Linked DNA regions of Homo sapiens: region 2 is linked to region 1. A link is a loop called in an ENCODE intact Hi-C map of the cell type or tissue named here. Cell type or tissue: endothelial cell of umbilical vein. All regions are shown on one strand. Each heading gives the region's core, and the rest is flanking DNA. Links, peaks and the distances in the headings are about the cores only.

Evidence for each region. Peaks named below come from ENCODE experiments on the same cell type or tissue, not always from the same donor. Only the 100,000 strongest peaks of a DNase experiment are listed, where the experiment ranks them.
Region 2: a loop joins it to region 1, with 28 times the contacts of the local background. A loop is called at or near these places in 3 of 110 quality-filtered maps.

The regions. Positions count from the first base shown.
Region 1 is chr1:64,266,133-64,272,128 of GRCh38, reverse strand. It overlaps UBE2U (ubiquitin conjugating enzyme E2 U), which reads right to left. Exons shown (of 10, transcript NM_001366232.2): 10 at 4,761-5,105. The coding sequence ends at 4,921. Among named protein-coding and RNA genes, the nearest start is that of UBE2U, 66 kb to the right of the region's middle. In endothelial cell of umbilical vein, for the core only: a CTCF peak has its summit at 2,869 (motif pointing left); a DNase peak (open chromatin) is centred at 2,848.
Region 2 is chr1:65,207,038-65,213,033 of GRCh38, reverse strand. All of the region lies in intron 2 of AK4 (adenylate kinase 4), which reads right to left. Among named protein-coding and RNA genes, the nearest start is that of AK4, 62 kb to the right of the region's middle. RefSeq lists an enhancer at 5,497-5,576. In endothelial cell of umbilical vein, for the core only: a CTCF peak has its summit at 3,578 (motif pointing right); a DNase peak (open chromatin) is centred at 3,573; H3K27me3 peaks cover 152 bases.

The DNA.
Region 1 (5,996 bases), core at 353-5,352:
ACTGGGGGTCCCCAGGTCTAGAGGAACTGGATACTTAAGTCTCAGAATGTTCTTATTGACAGAGTGAAATCAGCTGTGCAACTCAGAGCTTTTCTAACATGGCGAAGTCTTGAATGTTGAATCTTATTCCCCACCAAACCCCCAGGTCCAGAGCACTATAGTTTACTGCCCCTAGATATTAACCAAATTGCTCTTGATCATAGAGCTCCTGTTCTCCCAGGCCCTGTCTAGGTCTCTTGGATTCTAGACCTGCATCTTACGTTGAAGGCTGACATTAGGCCATCTCTTTCTGGGGCCACCTGGACTGACCAGCCTGACTGCTGCTACCTGTGTTCCAATGCGTTATGACCTAAGAACATCCTAGTTTATGAGGTGTTAATGGACTGTTTACACCATTGAAGCCTACAAATTCTGAAATGCAGCGTGGGCCTAATCATCCCACAGTTCATTTATTCTAACCTATTTTAAGACTGGGAAGAAAGTACTTAAAGGAAAACCCGGGATTAGGTCCCTTTTATGTTGATTAATTTCACAGAAAACCTTAGAAACCCCTGTCCTAGCCCACCCAGAATATTTGGTCACCTAACCAAGATGTACATGCCTAGAATTCTCTGTCTCCCATCCTCTTCAAAGTGAGTCAGACATTTCTGCAAGTGCAAAAATACAATAATGTAAAATATTATTTTTAAAAATATATAAAATTATCCTTTCTCTCACTTATCAATTATTAATGCATATTAAAATGTGGTAAAGGCTACTGTAAACTACCCATTGAATCATCAATGAATGACTAAATGAGTATGGATAAACTATATTATTAACAGAACCGACTTTTAAAAATTTTGCTACCAGTTTGGTTTCTAGCATTGAGGACACTGAGTCACCCTTTGCTCTAGAACAGAAGTAGCAGCCAGCATCACTTCCCTTCCCTCTTCTTCCCTTCCTCCTATCTTGAACAAACAGATGAAGTCTGGAACTGTATCAGCCATTTTTTTTTTTTTTTTTTTTTGTAAGACAGTCTTACTCTGTTGCCCAGGCTAGAGTGCAGTGGTGTATGATCATAACTTACTGCAACCTAGAGCTCTTGGGCTCAAGCTATCCTCCTGCCTCACCTTCCTGAGGTGCACACCACCATGCCCGGCTAACTGTAAAAAATTTTTTTAGTAGAAACAGGATCTCACTATGTTGCCTAGGTTGGTCTCAAACTCCTGGGCTCAAGCAATCCTTCTGCCTCGGTCTTCCAAGGTGCTGGGATTACAGGTGTGAGCCACTATGCCCAGCCTTCTAGCAGCCATCTTGTAATCAAGAAGCAAAAGGCATGGAGACAAAAGCCAACATCCTAAAAATGGTAGCGAGGAAAGAGAAAAAGCTTGGTCTTTGATGGCTTCATTGCCCAACTAGCTGAACCAATGCCAGCAACTGCCCACCTAAGGGCTCCTTATTTTGTGGAAAAAAAAAAGAGTCTCTACCTCTTTAATCCTCTAGTAGGTCTTTTGTTATTTGCCATGGAACGTAGGAAAAAGTTGACTCATATGACACAATATGAGAACTCAGAGTTATTTAAACAATTTTGAACACTAAAGTAATATCATCTTATTAGTAGCCCTCACTGGTGACATTGAGGTTTATTTTAGACATATTCTAAGTTAATTATTGTACATACACTTACTTAATGAGAACAATATCTTAGTTATGAAGTTTTACTTAAAAATGGATGGCAACTTGTGAACACATCTAGTATATACAATTTTCTCCTCTATAGAAAACATTTTTTTTATATCGGTGAAGGATTGTTAACATGAGCTAGTTATTGAGACATGCAAAAAGCCTCAGGAGATCAGGATGGATGTTGTAATTGTATTTGTTGAAACAGAATTCAACTTGTAAATATAATTACCCTTGGCTGTTCAAGTGATCACTTTTCATTTAGATTCCAGTCTGGTCCTTAGAACTTGAAAGTGAGATGAAGAGTCGGGGAGAGGGTTTGAACATTGAGAGGCCATAACAAAGAATGAAAAGGTCTGGGGTTGGTTAGTACAGATCGCAGAAGGGTATAGAACATTTAAAATTAGCCTTCAGATCTATTAAGGGATATTGCTCAGAAAATGAGAGCCAGCTGCACTCCATCTTTTATGATGAAAACCCCAAATCAAGTGGGCTTATACTTTTGCATCTAGGAATCAGATTAACCAAAAAGAACTCTCTTCTGGGAGGTGGTTAAATACTGGAGTTGAATATTTAGATAAGGTTTGAGATCTCACCCTCTGGAGAGAGTGGCTTAAATTTAACTCTGGGTCTCTGTATATTCTTAGTTAACTGCCAAATAACAGAGAGGCACAGGATCCCCCTTCATCTCCCAGCCAACACCATTGCTACCATCTCCTCGTTAGGGGCACCCATGGCCTGTAAGGGAGCAGCAGGGAGGCAAAGGAGGTCTAGGTGGCAGGCAGGCCCCAGAGAGCCTTCTAACTGTCAACCCCTAGGGAAGTCCCTCCCTCCCTCAGGTAGGAGAGGCAGCAGTTCTCAGTGGATGCACTGATGTCTGGAAGTCATTAAACAAAACTCAGGCTCATTCTCATCTACAAGAGGGTGGTTTCTGTGTGGTCCTGCCTGAAGCCAGTGGTGAGGACTGACTGATTTCTCCAGGTTGGCTCTATGATTTTATCAACGTGAGTAATTTGTAAGCTCTGGGCTATTTTTCTTTTAGTAAATCTTTCCTAGTACTGAGTAAACATCTTCCTTGGGAGGGAAAACAAAGTATTCCGCTCTTATAAAGTGGTCATGTGCCATACGAGCCTTTAAAAGCATAAGGAGGCTTGGTGCCTGGCTTCCAGTGAAGTGTCTCTTAAGACTGAAGTGCATGAAATAGCTAACTGGCGCCATCTGGAGGGGAAGTGGAGTCTAAACAACAACGCAAGTTTAAAAAACATTGACAATGACGTAAATGCAAAATTTTATAATATTTATTTTATTTACTTTTATTTTTATTTTATACTTTTAAGACGGAGTCCTGCTTTGTCGCCCAGTTTGGAGTGCAGTGGCGCGGTCTCTGCCCACTGCAACCTCCGCTTCCCGGGTTCAAGCGAATCTCGTGCCCCAGGCCTCCCTAGCAGCTGGGACTACAAGAATGCGCCACCACTCCCGGCTAATTCAGAACATTTTAAAAAATGAAATTCCCTGCTTCTCTCTTCTCCTCTCTTTTCAGAATCCATCCAGACTGATCACAAGGGGGCTGGGGCCTCGCGTTCCTATAGAACCTTAACTTCAGATCTGACGTCATATCCAGTGGAGGGTATGCGTCAGTTGTGGAGTTTTACTATACATGACACACTCCGTTATCAAATGGCACGATTTGGCATGCCATGTTAATCATATTTGAAATTAATCTCAGAATTACATTGTCTCAAAGTGTCATCCACTAATCATCTTCATCAGAATCAGCTGGTTTTTTTGTTTTTTTTTTTTTTGACGGAGTCTCCCTCTGTCGCCCAGGCTGGAGTGCAGTGGCGCGATCTCGGCTCACTGCAAGCTCCGCTTCCCGGGTTCACGCTATTCTGCTTCAGCCTCCCAAGTAGCTGGGACTACAGGCACCCGCCACCATGCCCGGCTAATTTTTTGTATCTTTAGTAGAGACGGGGTTTCACCGTGTTAGCCAGGATGGTCTCGATCTCCTGACCTCATGATCCGCCCGCCTCGGCCTCCCAAAGTTTTGGGATTACAGGCGTGAGCCACCACGCCTGGCCAGCTGGGGTAATTTTTAAAACTGCAGGTTTATAGACTTCAGTTCAGGCCCCCTGAATCTGAATTTCTTTCATAGTGCATGGGATCAATTAACTAAATAGAAGTAAATTTTGTTTTTTATTTGATCAAACACAAATATAGTGCTTACTATAGGCCAGGTGCTATTATTAGAACTTCATAAATATTAATGTATTGATGCATTTATTTGGTTTTTCTCAACAACCATAGAAACCTAGGTGTGTTTGTTCTGTTTTGTTTTGTTTTTTTTTTTTTTTGAGACAAGGTCTTGCTCTGTTGCCCAGAGTGGAGTGCAGTGACATGATCACAGATCACTGCAGCCTCGATCTCCCAGGCTCAAGCAATCCTCCCACCACAGCCTCCTGAGTAGCTAGGACTATGGGCATGTGCCACCAGAAAGCTCTACTACACATATCTGGTCTCTTGACACTTTCCTGGCTAGCTAAATATTTAGCTAAATATTGAACCCGGAAGGCAGATCAATAAATCTGACTGAGAAAAATGAGTGAATACTGGTGAGGCAAGCAGAGTTGGGGGTCAAAGGCAGAGACATATTTTAGAATAGGAGAGACCAAAGCACATGTGTAGGTTGAGACAATATGGCAAAAAGAGACAGAGAAAATAAAGTTATAAGAATACGAGGAGATAGGTCAAGGTTTAAGAGAAAATGGCACGTACTCTGGGATAAAACAGAAGAGAAACATTAGTAAATAGCGACATCTCATTCCTTGAATATGGAGGAAACAAGACAAGAAACTAGGCAGATGTAGGTCCATGTATAGATCCCGCTACTTGGGGTCATGTCCAGCCTCTGAAGCTTTTAATTGCTCCCCTCCTATCCCAACCTCTTTCTGACCCATTCTCTGCCTGCAAAAACTTGTGTCCAGTAGCCTAACAACTGTGGGAGTGTGACACCATTGATTGGCATATGGCAATGAACACCCCTAACTTTGGTAACTTTGTTCTAAAGGAGTAGCACTCAAAAAAGTCAAAGCAACATCTTTACTGATTTGTACTTATATTTCTAATTTGTACTTGCAGTGAGTGGGTGAGAACAACTTAAAAAAAATGAAATCCAAGTTCTGAGAGTCTTCCAAAATTGCTCCACAACGCTGGGCTATGGCGGAGGCTGTTTATTTTTTGAATCTGATAATGTTCTGCTTAATCTTCTGAAGTATTTGTATTGAGAGTATTGGTCCAGGAGATCAGATCTTCCACTTCCTCTTCCCTGGGCTCATCTGTGTCATTTTCATATAATGAAGTGTCACTCTTCCACCCCTCCTCTTCTGTTTCATAAATGTCTGTGATGCTATTTATTGCAGTTGGTGACTCAAGAAAAATTTCATCTGTGGTGGGAATTATAAAAAATAGAAATTTAATAGACATAATAAGAAAAACAATAAAAAGAGAAGTGTTCCTGCATTTGTAGGATAATGCCAAAGACCATCTGAATGAATGTGAGCAACCTTTTATACACTTTCTAAACTTCATGTTTTGTAAGTAACTTTATTTGTCAAAAATCATTCTTTCCATTTTGCTCAATCTTTTGATGCTTTGTTAGTTCATTCATTTAGCATATATATTTACTGGGTCTCTGCTAAGGGCCAGTTGATGTGCAAGGGAAAAGCTGCTTTGGGAGCACAGGGAGGGAATCACTGTGTCTAAGTGAAAACTGAGTCGGACTTTGAAACAGGAAGACCAGTTTGTTAGACAGAGAAGGGAGGTCAGAACATGTTAGATAGAAGAAACAGCACACATCGTATAAGCACAAAGGTATGAGAGGACTTGACAGGGTTAGGGGTGATCAGAATGGATTCTCCCGCGCTTCCACTGTGCCAGGTGCGGTGCTAACCCGTCGACAGCTATAATATTATTTAACTCAGACACAACCCTTGTGATGGGCAGGTATTATTATTCTTATTTTACAGATGAGGAAACTGAGGCTGAGCAACCTATAGTAACTTGATCAAAGATATCCAGCTAATAACAAGACTCGTCCCAGATCTGTCTATCCAAAAACACAATGTTATAGTATACAGAAAGTTTCGTGGAGCTGGAAGGGAGGCTGAAGCCAGATCAGGAAAGCCTCATATGTCATGCAAAGGACTTTCATCTTTATCTTATAGGCCTTGTAAACAGGGAAATAAACTGATTATACTTTTCAAAAGGAGAATATAGATATAATGTCTATATTTCTAGATGTATATTTCTACACAGCATGGGGACCTTGCTTTCTG
Region 2 (5,996 bases), core at 567-5,566, 940 kb before region 1:
ACAAAGACAAGACAACTGTGCCTTGGAAGGAGCTGGACTACATGGCTTCCAAGTCTGCAACTCAGCAAACATAGCCTTTATGCTTCACATATACTAAACTGTTCACAAAGCATTTCTATAAATTTACTTACCTCTTACTCTTCTCATTAACCCTATGAGGTGGATAGAGAAGTTATTAGCCTCAGTTTAATTAAGCTTGGATTCAGTGAAAGCCAACAGCACAATGCATATGACATCTGGTCCTTAGATTTCTGCTAAAGTGTTCTCTCTTTCTATGCAACGATGCTGCTGTATCAGGCATATAAAAAGTAATTGTTAAAAAGAATCCTCCAGCCTGGGCAACATAGTGAGACCTCATCTCTACAAAAAGTACAAAAATTAGGTGGGCGTGGTAGTGCCCGTCTGTAGTCCCAGCTACTTGGGAGGCTGAGGTAGAAGGATTGCATAAGCCCAGCAGGTTGAGGCTGCAGTGAGCTGTGACTGTGCCACTGCACTACAGCCTAGGTGACAGACCAAGATCCTGTCTCAAAATAAAATAAAATAAAATAAAAAGTTGGGTGGGTGAGCATGGGTGGATCCTAGGCTGAGCACAGTGGCTCATCCCAGCACTTTGGGAGATTAAGGTGGGAAGATCACCTGAGCCCAGGAGGCAGAGGTTGCAGTGCACTGAGATCGCGCCACTGAATTCCAGCCTGGGAGACACAGGGAAACCCTGTCTCAAAAAAAAAAAAGAATCCTAAAATGTTACCCTGTCTATCTTTCTTCTACCTACCTAAAAAGCAGGGCATCATGGTGGCATCCTTATAACACAGTTACCATTTGTAGAGCATCCCTTATGTGCCAGATATATTACATGCAGAGGAAAAGCCAAAATTGTACAGGCTTGCAAAGGCCTACCCATCTGGGCCCCTGTCCTGCCACCTCTCTCACCTCATTTCTCTGTCCACGTCTCCGTGCCAGCCATACCGGCATCCTTGCAGCTCTCAAGCAGGTGCCCACCCTGGACATTCACAGTTCATATTCCCTCTGCTTTTGCTCCAGATACCCATGTGTATCCTCAGCTCTTCCAAATCTTGGCTCCAGTGGTGCCTTGTTAAGACTTTTCTAACTGTCCTGTTAAACTGCACCTCTACCACACGCCAACACTCCTATTCACCCTTTATTTTCTTTTTGTTTTCCTTCAGAATATTCATCACCATTTGCCATATATGATTTACCTTATTTTTTAAGTGTTTCTATTCCTACCAGAAGTAAACTAAATTAGAGTAGAACATTTTAAGTTCTTGTTTACTGCTATAACCTTAGTGCTGTAAGCGTGCTTTGCACACAGTAAGTGCCGAATGAAAATATTTGTTGAATGAGTAAATATTATCTCAAAAGTAACAATAATTCTGTCAGGTAGGCCTTATCCCCATTTTAAAACTGTAAAAACCAATGCTGGGAAAAGTGAAGTGACTTGCTCAAGATCACATGATAAGTGACTAATCTAGCTTTAAATCAAGTGCTATTTGTCTCTACAATCACACGCCATGTACCACACCATGCTGTCTTCCTCCTGAACAGAAAACTGCAGACTGTGAGAAGCAAATTCTCAGACAGGGAGAAATGCCTGATCCTGATGTCTCTGACAGGCAGCTTACAAAACGACTTGAGAAATCTAAATCTTGTATGGCTTCAGGAACCGCCTGATCCAGTGCTACACGCACAGACCAGATTTTCTCCCCACATACACACAACAAATGTTCTGCATCTTGCTTTTTCTCTTTGGAGATTTTTTTCTTCATATTACATATTACTGTCTCATTCTCTTCTGCAGAGACAGGGTCTTGGTTTGTGCCCTAGGCTGGTCTTGAACTCCTGGCCTCAAACAATCCTGTTGCCTCAGCTTCCCAAAGTGCTGGGAATCATTCTCTTTAATAACTGCAGAGTACAGCATGGTTTAGATAGAGCATAATTTAACCAATCCCCTAATGGTGGACATCCAAGTTGTTTCCAGTCATACTGCAATGAGCATCTTTGCACATGACCTGAAACACATGACTAAGGAAAAGTTGATTCACAGGAATATAGATCCAGAGGCAAGCTGCCTATGTTTGAGGTCCAGCTAAGCCACTTACTTGTGACCCTGGTTGCTTAACCTCTCTGTGCCTATGAAAATAGTAATACCTAATTCATAAAGTCATTGTGAGAAATAAGCAAATTACTATATGTAAATTCCAGAATAGTGGCTGGCTCAGGATAAATTGCATGGCAGGGGGCGGACGGTACTGGGAAAAAATGAAGGCAATGTGGGACTGGAGGTAAAAAGACAAACAGCAGGTTTGAGAAGAAAGATATGAAGGATAAAGATAGATTTGAGCTTTTAGAAAAGGATGAAAGACACACTAGGAGACAGAATAATAATACCACCACCACCATCACCCAACATGAGATTTTCACATAGGAGAAAGTCCTCGGTAACAGAAAAGACAAGAAAGAAAGTAGCATCCTAAGGGGAAATCTAGGTTTTCTTTAATACAGAAAGTGGAGACTTCTGCAAATAGCATGTGTATGTGGCGAGGAGGGTGGGGGAAACTGTTAAGGAAAAAGGATTCCAGAGGGTACGGTGAGGAGGGGAATCAATAATAAAGAAACCGAAGCGGATATAAAAGAAAGGAGAACAGGAGGATGGCTTACCTTCCTCTCAGAAATGAAAGGCAGAGTTGGAAGTGACTGGCCTCAAAGAGTGCCACTTTCAGGGCGAGTGTGGTGTCCTAGACCCAGCAATGGTCACAGAGGCCCTGGGGATAGGCTAAGGCTGCCTCCAAAGTTTGGGGTGCTGTGTCACAGGTCCTGAAAAGGGGCTCTCTCTCACTCTGGTTAGACATAAGGGCAAGTGCTCTACCAAGTAAGTAGTAGTATTTATTCATCTACAAGACTTTTAAAATATGGATACTCAGCCGAGAAGAATGGTCAACACCTACAGTCCCAGCATTTTGAGAGGATTTCACTTGAGCCCAGGATTTTGAGACCAGCCTGGGCAACAAAGTGAGATCCTGTCTCTACAAAATAATTTAAAATTAGCCAGGCATGGTGGTATATGCCTTTAGTCCCAGCTACTCAGGAGGCTGAGGCAGGAGGATCGCTTGAGTCCAGGAGGCCAAGGCTGCAGTGAGCCATGTTCATGCCACTGCACTCCAGCCTGGGTGACAGAGCAAGACTCTTATCTCAAAAAAAGAAAAAAAAGAAAAAGAAAAACATACTTTTCAGCCACAGATCCACTTTAAGGCTTCAGGGCATACAATATGAAATGGTGTCTTAAATGATGGATTCTATAAGGTAGCATGGGAGCTTCAGCATTCTTTAAATTGATCTACATCTGTGTCTCAAGTTGGGCTAAACAAATCAAAGCAATTCAGGTGTACTTCTCACACCAATCAGCCGCCAAGAACAGAATGTCAGATAAGGTACAGTCAGACCAGCACATTTTAAAGCATTTTTAGCTGAGGGTCATTATCCAGCCAGTAAGATCCCCTGTCGGCAGGGATCACTGACCAACTGGAGTAGAATGCACCCTCAAATTTTGTCAACAGGTGGCAGCATTTATAATTTTTCCATTTAGAGAGAATTACAAGTTGAAGTATGCTTTTACATTTACTAAAAGTAACACTCCAAGAAAGGCTTTCTAAATGACTGACTAGCGTTATTCTAGGTTCCTTAATTAGCCCATTCCAAATGTGAATATATTCCATTAATTGTTGAAGAAGTAGAAATGCCAAGAGCTAACGTAAAATAAAGATCATGTTTAAGCATGGACTGCTTGCTTTCCTCCCTTTAGCTCCTCAGAGGGTCTGTTCCACCGCATGCTTTATCATGCTTCCACACCAGACTATCGCTATCCCTCATCCCCTAACCAAGCCTAGAAAAGCTGCTCACTCTTTTCATTCAAACAGCCAATCCAGATTGAAAGCTGAAATTTTATATTTTTAAATTTCTTCCAGAATCTGTCTTGTTATATCACTAATTATGACATCTACAGGTTGTTTTTTTTAAGACCCCCCCCACAAAATATTTACTAAGTGCAGTGAGATATCATTAAATTCCTGACTGGTATTGTGTTCCCAGCAGTGCTGGCCACTGGGCCTTGGCACCTGCTCCTCCCAGCCATGCCAAGAACCCAAGGAAGGGCAGCTGAAGCAGGAGGTGCTGCGGCAACAAGCTGAGGCAGTGGTGGGGAATAGAAAGTAGGACACTTCTGTTTTTCTAATTTGGAGCGCATTCACTCTGCAGGAAGGGTGCAGAGCCAGAGTCCACCACCACGTTCCCAGGCAGCAAAGCAAGCCCTCCGCCTGATGGAAATGAAAGGGCAGTTCAGAAGGGCAACTTCCAACATCCGCCTGGGTTTGGCAGCTTGTGAAAAGGCTATGCGACATCAGCCCCCTTCCTACCTCCATTAAGATCTGGAGCTAACATAGTTGCTTCGGACCGCCCATCTCTTCCCAGTTGTTGAATAAGTAAGAACCAAGTTACAAATGCAAGCCATTGTTCATGACAATCAATCACTGATGATTAGCTTAAAGTTGAAAGCAGGTGGTTGGTTATTCTTCCACAGCCTTCCCTAGCCCAGGAGTTCAAATCACTCACATCACCAACTGGAAGCCTTAGTAGCAAATTAATTACCACCAAAACCTGCTTCATAAAGGCCTTTTCTCTCTCCTATCGTATACTTTCCTTATCTGTTTACACAATGTTTATTTGTACATGTATCAAAGACCTCCATATTCCATGTCATCCAGTTATTATTAACAGATGGTGAAAAGAAGCAGCAGCTGTCCTACTACGAAAAAGTAAAAAAACAACAAATGCCAGCAAGGTTGCAGAGAAACAGGAACACTTACACACTGCTAGTGGGAATGTAAATTAGTGCAGCCACTGTGGAAAGCACTGTGGAGATTTCCCAAAGAACTTACGACTATCAGCAAAACTATTATTGGGTATACACCCAAAGGAAAATAAATTGTTCTACCAAAAAGACACATGTACTTGTATGTTCATCACAGTACTATTCACCATAGCAAAAACATGGAATCATCCAAGATACCCATCAATGATGGACTGGATAAAGAAATGTGGTATATATTCCATATACCATGGAATACTATGCAGCCGTAATAAGAATGAGATCATGTCCCTTGTAGCAACATGGATGCAGCTGGAGGCCATTAGCCTAAGAGAACTAACTCAAGACCAGAAAACCAAATACCATGTGTTCTCACTTATAAGGGGTAGCTAATCATTGAATACACATGGGCACAAAGGTGGGCACAGCAGACAACAGGGACTGCTTGAACCAGGACCAGGGTGCAGGTTGGAAAGCTACCTATCAGGTACTACGCTACCTTGGTGACAGGATCATCTGTACACGAAATTTACCCGTGTAACGAACCTGCACATGTATCCCCTAAACCTAAAATGAAAGTAGAAGGAAAAAAAAAAAAAAAACAGCAGCTGTGCTCCAGATGTCAGCAACTGAAGTTTATGCTTCCTCCTACCACTCTGTGAGCCCCACACTCCCCACAGTGCTGAGAGCTCTAGAACCCACTTCCTGCTCATGGCAGCTTCCTGGGACACTAGTTATAGATCCCAGGGTTTAAGAGATTTGAAATAAGTGGGTCCTGCCCTCAGGAAGCTTATAGGTTAATAGAAAAAGACCCCAAAGCTGAGATGGGAGGACTTCTTGTGCCCAAGGGACTGAGGATGCAGTGAGCTGTGATCGTGCCACTGCACTCCAGCGTGGGTGACAGGGCAAGATAGAGGCAAGAAGGGAGGTAGGGAGGAAGGGAGGAGGAAGGAAAAGAAAGAAAAAGAAAAAGACTTTAAAAACCTAGATATGCTACAATCACTACTTGGTGATCCACTGATAAGCAGAAGATAAGTACTCCAGAAAATTTGGTTTTAAACCACAAGTGTGCATCTTCAAAGAGGCTTAGGGAAATAAAAGATAAATTCCTTTCAGG